2 separate regions of the Homo sapiens genome follow, and region 2 is linked to region 1. A link is an interaction called in ENCODE POLR2A ChIA-PET data of the cell type or tissue named here. Cell type or tissue: Caco-2. All regions are shown on one strand. Links, peaks and the distances in the headings refer to the core of each region. The heading gives the core; the rest is flanking DNA.

Region 1 (5,381 bases), core at 322-5,321:
TAAAACCAAATGTGTACTATGTGCCAAATGCTGAGCATAGTAAGGATATGTATAATCTCATTTAATCTTTACAGTAACCTCAGAGATAGGTCCTATATTCGGCCTTTTTTATCGATAAAAAATATGAGACTAAAGAAAGGTTACCTCCCCCTCTTCCTCAAAGTTACACAGCCTATATGTGGCACAGCTGAGGACTCAAACCTAGACCTAAGCAACTTTAAAGTTCATGTTTTGATCACCAATTATATTAAGTTATCATTAACACATGACAAAGAAGCTGGATGCAGTGGCTCACGCCTGTAATCCCAGCACTTTGGAAGGCCGAGGTGGGTGGATCACCTGAAGTCAGGAGCTCAAGAACAGCCCGGCCAACAAGGTGAAACCTCATCTCTACTAAAAATACAAAAATTGGCCGGGCGTGGTGGTGCTCGCCTATAATCCCAGCAACTTGGGAGGCTGAGGCAGGAGAATCACTTGAACCCGGGAGGTGGAGGTTGCGGTGACCCGAGATCGCACCACTGCACTCCAGCCTGGGCGACAGAGTGAGACTCCATCTCAAAAACAAACAAACAAACAAAAAACAGGCCAAAGGACAGGGACTGTAATTCCTTTAATAGCCTATCATGTGACCATGGACAAATCACTTAATTTCCATTTTCATCTACATACCTGGGATAAAGAATTATCAGAACCCTAGCAGAGAGATGAGGGCATCTGTGCCAGGGAAGAGTTAACTTAACAGTGGGGATGAGAAATTGAATACATACAGGAGAACTGATGGAATAAATATGCCCATGAAGAATAGTGAAAGTAGATTTCTCACTGTTGGAGAAATGAGTTACAAATTTGGAAAGGAAGAAAGACGAAACAAACTCTGTTGTGTTTGGACTAGAATTGAATGTGTCAGTGTAAGTTCATGGTCTTATTTATGGAGAAAGGTAGATAAATGAAATATACAGGTAAATGTGTGTGTAACACACACACTCCCTAGCTCTATTCACTGAGTAGTCCTGGGAGCAGCAACACTCCTACAGCAAATAAACACTGTATCCAGATCTCAATTTCCAAAAAAGCATTTTTCATTAAAAGAAATAAGGGTACTTCGAGAAAGAGCTAACTAGGACAAAGTACAGTATCCGCCTATAACATCTTTTGCCAGAAAGTAAAGATATGCTCAAAGAATAGTAGCAGTGCATCAAAAGAACTCAGGAGCCAGCCTGAAGGGGCTCTCATTGGCCCAATTAGGGACAACTGGGCTTCAAAATAAGTAATAGTGACAAACCCTAACCAAGACAGAAAACTGGGCCAGGCACTGTGGGTGGCTCACGCCTGTAATCCCAACACTTGGGAGGCTGGGGTGGGAGGACTGTTTGAGCCCAAGAGTTCAAGATAAGCACCTGGGCAACACAGTGAGTCCCCATCTCTACAAAAACAAACAAACGAAAAAATTAGCCAGGCATGTGGTGCATGCCTATACTCCCAACTACTTGGGAGGCCAAAGCGGGAGGATTGCCTGAGCCTGGGAGGTTAAGGCTGCAATGAGCAGTGTTGGCACCACTGCACTCCAGCATGGGTGATAAAACAAGACCCTATCTAAAACAAACAAACAAACCACAACAACAACAAAAAATATATATACACACACACACACACACACACACACACAAATTTTTTTAAAAGACAGAAAACCATGAGACCACAGATATAATAAGTAGGTAAGTTAAAAATTTGATGGAGAACAGATAGTTACATATTTTTAAAGTACCCTCTCCCCCTAAATACTTATTAATTATAAAGGTAAAAGAGTAACTTTACAGTGGCAAAGCCTGGAAGACAACATTTCCTCAAATTATCCAAATGAACACTGTAGAAATGGGACAAATTAAAACTGTGCTACCTGACAAAGTGCAATGAAAAAAAGTGTCATTTCAGTGATATTCCTGCCAAAGATGAATAACCTCAGTCTAATCACAAGAAAACATCAAACAACCTAACCTGAGGAACATTCGAGAAAACAAATGGCCTGTAAATTTCAAGAGCGTCCAGGTCATATGAGTCAAGAAAAAACTGAGGAACTGTTCTAGACTGAAGGAGACTAAAAAGGCATGACAACTAAAAGCAGTCTGTGATTCTGAATAGAACCTTTTTACTATAAAAAATGTTACAGGGACAACTGGGACACATGAATGGGGTGTGATAAGTAACTGGTAGTAATGTATCAATGTTCATCTGCTGAAGCTGATGGCTGTACCATGAGGTGTAGGAGAATCTGCTTGTTTGTAGGAAACTTACACTGAAGTGTTTAGGGGTACTGGAGCATCAGGTTGGCAACTTGCTCACAAATGGGGAGGGAGTGTTCTTTTATTGTACTTCCAACTTGTTTGTAACTTTAAAATTGTTTAAAATAAAAAATACTCATGGGGCCAGGTGCGGTGGCTCATGCCTGTAATCCCAGCAACTCTGGGAGGCCAAGGCAGGCGGATCACAAGGTCAGGAGATCAAAACCATCCTGGCCAACATGGTGAAACCCCGTCTCTAATAAAATGCAAAAAATTAGCCGGGTGTGGTGGCGCATGCCTGTAGTCCCACCTACTCAGGAGGCTGAGGCAGAGGAATCGCTTGAACCTGGGAGGCGGAGGTAGCAGTAAGCCAAGATTGCACCACTGTACTCTAGCCTGGGCAACAGAGTGTGACTCCATCTCAAAAAACAAAAAACAACTCATCTAACATCTCAGAAAGATATTGTAAGGTTTAAATAAAATCAGATACAAAATTGCTTAGAGAAACTAAAAGTGTCATAAAAATGCAAGATAGTATCACTACAAAACCAAAGTTGTACAGGTTTCCTGCGGTTATGGTTGTGGGCCCATAGATTGACAAATCATCTTTAATCATGACTACTCTCTATCTGTAATCCTAGATTTATATATTCCATGTTAATTTCAGATATCAAGAGAACTAGGCAGGCAGAACATAATTCTTTTTCACGGCCTATGTCCCATACCTCTCCTCTTGAGGAGTCCTTACTCGGGGATGAAGATGATGAATGAGGTGCAGCCACCAAAGAAGTAGCACCAATGGCTGCAGCTGGAGGGAGTTCTCGCTCTTCATTTCCTGGACGCCGGTTCCAGCTGGGGTCACTCATGGGTCTCCGGACAGAAGATACTATATCAGAGCTCCTGCTTCGAACTAGTCTCTCAGGGTAAGAATGCCTTTGCTTGAATGCCTCCATTTCAGCTGGAGTTAAAACATGGGAACCAAAGTTTGGCAACCTGGCCTCATTTCCTCCCACAGCTCCTTCCAGGATTGGGGGATCTGGTGGTGGATGCGATGGCCTAGCATAGTGAACCTTTGGCCTTACCACAGCAGAAGCCCCTGCAACACAGGAAAAAAAGTTTTGTAACTGAGACACAACATATCTAACAAAGGCATTAACAAGGGGATTTGGTTTCCTCCTCCTGTCTGTGACATAAGTGAAAAAGTTCATTTCACTGGTTTACCTTCATGTGAAGACAGTGGATCAAACATGGCCAGCAGAGACTCTGACTGAGAAGGAGGAGAGGTCAGCTGGTGGGCACCTAAAACAGGAGGGAAACTGTGAGACCAAGCCAGGACGCAGGACAGACGGTCTCAACACAGTTTAAAGGGTTTTAAGTATTCTTTGACGGTTCCTTTTTTGATCCATTAGAACTTGAGAGGCATACCAGAAAAAAAAAATCAAATTATGATTACTTCCAATTCATTTTCTGTTTTTATGAGTATCTTCATACACAGATTTTCTTTACATTTAAGTGGTCTGGCATCTACATGCCTGTTACTTCTAATGGCCAAATGCTAGTATGGTTCATGCAAAGAGAACAAAGCCGGAAGACCTAAACCATCAATGTTTTGAGAATGTCACAGCTTCCCTGAGCCTCGCCTTCCCCTCACCTGAAAATATAGGGGGCAGGCCAGGTGTAGGGGCTCATGCCTTTAATCCCAGTGCTTTGGGAGGCCAAGGAGGGAGGACCGCTTGAGCCCAGGAGTTCAAGACCAGTCTGGGCAAGATGGTGAGACCTGGTCTCTACAAAAATTTACAAGAACTAAAAATTAAAAAATAAATAAATTATAAACATAGGGGCAATACTCTGTACAGACAGCGTACAAATAAAAGGCTGTAAATCTTGAAGTTCTAACACTGCTCTCAGCAAATAACTTTAAAATAGATAAGTATGCAGAGGATGGAAATTTCAAACATAAAAAAATTATTAATCTAAATGTTTTTAGTCTGAAGCTATTTTTTGTTTTTTGTTTTTTTTTTTTTTTGGTCTCAAGCTATATCTTTTGATAATGAATGAGAGTACTATTATGCCTTTTGATTTTTACTTTTGTTCTATAGTTAGATCATTATAAAAGATGGACTAAAACAGCAGTTCTCAAATTTTGGTCTCAGGCTTTTTTTTTTTTTTTTGGAGACAAAGTCTTGCTCTGTCACCCTGGCTGGAGTGCAGTGGTGCAAACATAGCTCACTGCAGCCTCAATCTCTTGGGCTCGAGTGATCCTCCTGCCTTAGCCTCCCAAATAGCTGTGAGCACACCACACCCAGCTAATTTTTATGTTATTTTTTGTAGAGACAGGGTCTCACCATGTTGCCCAGGCTGGTCTTGAACTCCTAGGCTCAAGCACTCCTCCTGCCTCTGCCTCTCAAAGTGCTGGGATTACAGGCATGAGCTACCATGCCTGGCCAAGATATCTTTACAACTTAAAAAATTACTGACCCTAATAGCTTTTGTTTATGGTGGTTATATCTATTGATATTCTATATTAGAAAACTGAAGTTTAAATATTTATTAATTCATTTAAATATACCCATTAAATGGTAATACAAGAGTCTCTCTGAACCTACTCTGGTTTGGGAGGCTGTCCATTTTTTGCTTTTTTGAGACAGAGTCTCACTCTGTCACCAGGGTGGAGTGCAGTGGTGTGATCTCAGCTCACTGCAACCTCCACCTCCTGGGTTCAAGCGATTCTCCTGCCTCAGCCTCCCGAGTAGCTGGCATTACAGGCACACGCCACCACACCCAGCTAATTTTTTGTATTTTTAGTAGAGATGGGGTTTCACCATGTTGGCCAGGATGGTCTCGATCTCCTGACCTCGTAATCCGCCTGCCTCGGCCTCCCAAAGTGCTGGGATTATGGGCGTGAGCCACCGCGCCCAGCCCCATTTTTAAAAAAAAAAAGAAAAAATTTTAATGGTAACACAAAAAAGCATTAAAAATAAATAAATAAATAACTATTATTTTCCAAAATAAAAAATGAAGAGAATGACACATTTTTTGCAAGTATTTTTAATGTACAGCTTACTAGAAGACAGCTGGATTCTCATGTCTGCTTCTGCTTCA
Region 2 (5,381 bases), core at 147-5,146, 150 kb after region 1:
GTGACTGAATTGTACTTACCTGTTAATTTTATGTGGCATATGATAGGGGAGTCATTCTTGTGCATTTTCCCGTTTTTAATAGAATAATTTCAAATAAGGACAGCCTTCGTTAGTAGTAATGTAGCATTTGTGCTCATCTGAGTCCTTCAGACATTCCTTTTGTGGCTTCTTTCTGCTATGTGGTTTTTTTAAGGGAATAAGAATACAACTAGCATTGGGACCCAATTCATGGAAAACTAACCAGACCTCTTAGTAGCATTATTAATCCCATAGGTGAGGTTGACTATTGCATGTCAGTGAATTGACATGGAATTTTTTCTTCTTATTTATCATGCATAAAGCTTTTTTGAACTTTGTGTTTATGATGAATAAAATGTTGCTTTTTATGAAAATGTGTCTAGGGCACAGTGGCGTAATCTCAGTACTTGGGGAGGCTGAGGTGGGCAGATCATTTGAGATCAGGAGTTTGAGACCAGACTGACCGACTTGGTGAAACCCCCTCTCTACTAAAAACACAGAAATTAGCCGAGCATGGTGGTAGGTGCCTGTAATCCCAGTTTACTTACTTGGGAGGCTGAGGCAGGGAGAATGGCTTGAACCCGGGAGAATTGCTTGCAGTGAGCCGGGATCACACCACTGTACTCCAGCCTGGGAGACAGAGCAAGACTCTGTCTCAAAAAAAAAGAAAAGGAAATTGGGCACTGAAATGATTTGAAAGATAATCTGGCCAGGTGCAGTGGCTCACGCCTGTAATCCCAGCACTTTGGGTGGCTGAGGCAGGTGGATCACTTGAGGTCAGGAGCTCGAGACCAGCCTGGCCAACATGGTGAAACCCCGTCTGTACTAAAAATACAAAAATAAACTGGAGGTGGTGGCAGGTGCTTGGAATCCCAGCTACTTGGGAGGCTGAGGCAGGAGAATCGCTTGAACCAGGGAGGCGGAGGTTGCAGTGAGCCAAGATTGCGCCACTGCAGTCCAGCCTGGGTGACAGAGGGAGACTCCGTCTCACCAAAAAAAAAAAAAAAAAAAAAAAGAAAGAAAAATCTGTTGGACTTCTTTGTACCTCTTAGTTTGATAAACATTAGATTTCCTTCTTACCTTAAGGAAGTACAATTTTTAGACCATTTTATTTCTTGTTGAAACATAGCTGCATTGTACTTGACTTGTATTTGTTTCTTTTTTTTTCTTAAAAAAATTTTTAATCTTTTTTTTGGTGGGGGAGCGGGGACATGGTCTCACTCTCACCCATGCTGTAGTGTGGTGGCACAATCATGGCTCATTGCAGCCTCGACCTCCTGGGCTCAGGCAGTCCTCCCACCTTAGCCTCCTGAGAAGCTGGGACCACAGGCACATGCCCCCATGACCAGCTAATTTTTATTTATTTTTTTGGTAGAGACAGGGTCTTGCTATGTTACCCAGGCCAGTCTTGAACTCCTGGGCTCAAGCGATCCTCCCACCTTGGCTTCCCAAAATGCTGGGATAACAGGCATGAGCCACTATACTTGGCCTGTATCCATTTCTTAATAAACTTAAAAATATATGTTTTGGGCAACCAAGACAAAAGTATTCTGAATTTTTCTTTATAGGTAGAGACTTTTTTTTCTGTCTTGGAAATGCTTTTATCAGATTAATTTGTTGTGTTGCTCATCTCTGGTGTATTTAAAGAAATTTAATTTTTTTCTGTTTCTTGGCATGAAGTGCAACCTAAAATTAGGCCAAGAAAGTATGCCAGGAGTACTTTTTCTGAGGCTGTAAAGGCAAAATAAAACATTCTATTAAGAAAAGTAATCATTGAGGCCACTTAATGAGCAAGATGGAAAAGATTTGTTCTGTAGAAAAGAAGACAGAAATTTACTTGTGTTTTAAATTGATTAGAAGATAAAATACTAAATGCATACGATGTTCCAGATTTAATCACAATTTCTGTTTCGCTAAGTTGGAAATGGTCACATCACTAGTACTGGATCAAATCTACATAACTGTTTTTGTTTGTTTGTTCGCTCTTGTTGCTCAGGGTGGAGTGCAATGGCGTGAGCTTGGCTCACTGCAACCTCTGCCTCCCGGGTTCAAGCGATTCTCCTGCCTCAGCCTTCCTGAGTAGCTGTGATTACAGGCATGTGCCACCACGCCCAGTTAATTTTGTATTTTTAGTAGAGACCAGGTTTCCCCATGTTGTTCAGGCTGGTCTCGAACTCCTCACCTCAGATGATGCACCCACCTCGGCCTCCCAAAGTGCTGGGATTATAGGTGTGAGCCTGGCCTGTTAGTTTGTTTTTTTGAGACGGAGTCTTGCTCTGTTGCCCAGGCTAGAGTGCAGGTGCACGTTCTCAGCTCACTGCAACCTCCGCCTCCCGGATTCAAGCGATTCTCCTGCCTCAGCCTCCTGAGTAGCTGGGATTACAGGCACCCACCACCACTCCTGGCTAATTTTTGTATTTTTAGTAGAGATGGGGTTTCACCATGTTGGCCAGGCTGGTCTCAAACTCCTGACCTCAGGTGATCCACCCTTCTCAGCCTCCCAAAGTGCTGGGATTACAGGCGTGAGCCACCATGCCTGGCATACATAACAGTTTTGAAGGAATAAGAATGACATATGTGGGCCGGGAGGCTGAGGCAGGAGAATTGCTTGAGCCTGGGAGATGGAGGTTGCAGTGAGCCGAGATCATGCCACTGCACTCCAGCCTGGCCAACAGAGCGAGACCCTGTCTCAAAAAAAAAAAAAAATGACATATGTGAAAGTAAATGGACCACAGTGTAACCTTTCTTATAAAGAGCTCATGTGATTTTATCCACAAGAAAGATTTCAGAGAGATTAATAAAAGATACAGATTCCATACCTGGCTAAATGGAAGAATTAATGATAAAGGCAGGTTTACTGAATACTTATATTTAAGTATTAATATTTTTGGGGAGCAGGGGTTCTATAACTTGGAGGTTGTCTAATCTCTTGGACAGTTCTTAAGGGTGACATGTTTACCTGAGGTTTTTTTTTTTTTTTTTTTTTTGAGACTGAATCTAACTCTATTGCCCAGGCTGGAGTACAGTGGTACCATCTCAGCTCACTGCAGTCTCCACCTCCTGGGTTCAAGCAGTTCTGCCTCAGCTGGGATTACAGGTGCGCACTACCACACCCAGCTAATTTTTGTATATATATATTTTTTGGTAGAGATGGGGTTTCACCATGTTGGCCAGGCTGGTCTCGAACTTCTGGCCTCAGGTGATCCGCCCACCTCGGCCTCCCAAAGTGTTGGGATTACAGATGTGAGCCACTGTGTTTGGCCATTCCTTATTTGTGTTTTCCACAATTTTAGAACACTGCCCTGTATGTGATAATCAGTAAAGGTTTATTGACTCAAACTGTTTACTGCTTTATGACAAATACTTGTTTCTTCTTCTTCTTTTTTTTTTTTTCTTTGAGGTAGGGTCTCAGTCTGCTGCCCAGGGTGGAGTGCAGTGGTGCAGTTGTAGCTTGCTGCAACCTCAAACTCCTGGGCTCAATTGATCCTTCTGCCTCAGCCTCAAAAGTAGCTGGGAGTACAGGTGTGCAATAGTGTGCCCAGCTGATTAATTATTATTTTTATTTTTGAGATGGAGTCTCACTCTGTCACCAGGCTGGAGTGTAATGGCGCGATCTCGGCTCACTGCAACCTCTGCCTCCTGGGTTCAAACAATTCTCCTGCCTCAGCCTCCCAAGTAGCTGGGACTACAGATGCATGCCACCATGCCTGGCTAGTTTTTTGGTATTTTTGGTAAAGATGGGGTTTCACTGTGTTTGCCAGGATGGTCTCAATCTCCTGACCTCGTGATCCACCCGCCTTGGCCTCCCAAAGTGCAGGGATTATAGGCGTTAGCCACCGCGCCTGGCAAAAAAAAAATTTTTTTAAGGGATAGCGTCTTGCTATGCTGTCCAGGCTGGTCCCAAATGCTTCAGGTGATTCTCCTGCCTTGGCCTCCCAAAATGCTGAGATTATAGGTGTGAGCCACTGTGCCCAGCCAACAAACACTTATTTACATGGTTCCTTGTGTTGAGTACTGTTCCCTGTGGGTGCCAGGGGCAGAATTGGATACTTGTGTCTGCCTTTGAGGGGCTTTCAATATAGTAAGGGAGGTAAGGAGGTAAACAAAGACTGTAATAGAGGCTGACCAGGGTGTTGGCAAACAGAAGAAGCAGTATGTAACTTTAGAGTCAGAGATGATTTCATAAAGGAGCAGTTACGAGGGGCAGAGTTCAGGTAGACAAAATGAGAAGGAAAGAACATGCAAACAGAATAAACACCATGTGCAATAGTATAATGTAATTTGCAAGAACATGGCTGGTTCGGGGAACTTGAAGTGGTTTGGTATGGCTGGAGGTGGTACTGGAAAGAAAGATGCCAAATCATAGAAGAGTAGGCTGTTAAACTTAGATTGTTATTTTTTAGGTGGTGCATGAACACTATGAAATGTTTTTATATTTTAGGGAAAAATCATACTGTGATTCGTGATACTGTTTAAAATGTAGCTAACTAAAAATAAAAGTAGATTCAAAGAAAATTATTACAGGGATACACTGTTGTATGTGGTAGGAATATGACAAAATAATGAAAATGGTATTTGGTGTTTGGGAAACACTGCCATAAATGGAGGAATACGCTTGAGGAGTTTTTAAGAAGGAGAATGACAGTAGGCTTTTGAAATGTTTATTCTGGCAGCATTGTGGACCATGGATTGGAATGCAGGAAAAATGTCATAGAAGCAGTAGGCCCGGTGATATGAGAGTCTGAGATAAGGCAATGATAAGTGATTGTTGTGTTGGAAAGGAAATGAAGAAGGTATAGTGGCACCTGTTAACAGATTTGGTCTAGGTTATGATGAAGAGAGTTTAGCATAATTTTTTAGTTTCTGGCAAGGATTACTTAGTACTATAACTAGATTAAGGAATACGGGAAGTTTGGTTTGGGCCATATTGAGTTTGAGATGCTGCCAAGCTAAGACATTGAGATAGAGGTGTCCAGAATTACTCTTGGATACTTATGTTACTTAGATAACAACTACTTGTTGATTGCCAAATGTGCTCTAAACACTGTTCTAATAGTATTAAACGCAGGAGAAAGATCTAGACCAGTCGTTCTCAACTGGGGGCAATTTTGCCCCCCAAAGAATTTTTGGCAGTGTCTGGAGACATTTTTGGTTGTCACAGCTGGGTCAGGGGAGGGGTGGGAAGTTACTATGGGTATCTAGTAGGCGTAGATGTCGGAGATTTTGCTAAACATCCACAAGACAGCAAGCAGTCCCCTGCAATGAATAATTAGTAGTGCCATGGTTGAGAAACTCTGATCTGGCCTGAGGATACAGATACTACCTTCTGGATCATAAGCGTGTGAATATCATGGTCATTCCAG

What was found. Peaks named below come from ENCODE experiments on the same cell type or tissue, not always from the same donor. Only the 100,000 strongest peaks of a DNase experiment are listed, where the experiment ranks them.
Region 2: POLR2A ChIA-PET joins it to region 1 with 6 read pairs; 6 of 35 experiments call an interaction of 5 or more read pairs at or near these places.

Annotation. Positions count from the first base shown.
Region 1 is chr9:125,335,215-125,340,595 of GRCh38, reverse strand. GAPVD1 (GTPase activating protein and VPS9 domains 1) reads right to left here. Exons shown (of 28, transcript NM_001282680.3): 16 at 3,501-3,578; 17 at 3,005-3,375. Among named protein-coding and RNA genes, the nearest start is that of GAPVD1, 76 kb to the right of the region's middle. In Caco-2, for the core only: no CTCF peak of the experiment used is centred there; a DNase peak (open chromatin) is centred at 3,125.
Region 2 is chr9:125,182,591-125,187,971 of GRCh38, reverse strand. The region is part of intron 1 of PPP6C (protein phosphatase 6 catalytic subunit); the gene reads left to right. Among named protein-coding and RNA genes, the nearest start is that of PPP6C, 4.5 kb to the left of the region's middle. In Caco-2, for the core only: no CTCF peak of the experiment used is centred there; no DNase peak of the experiment used is centred there.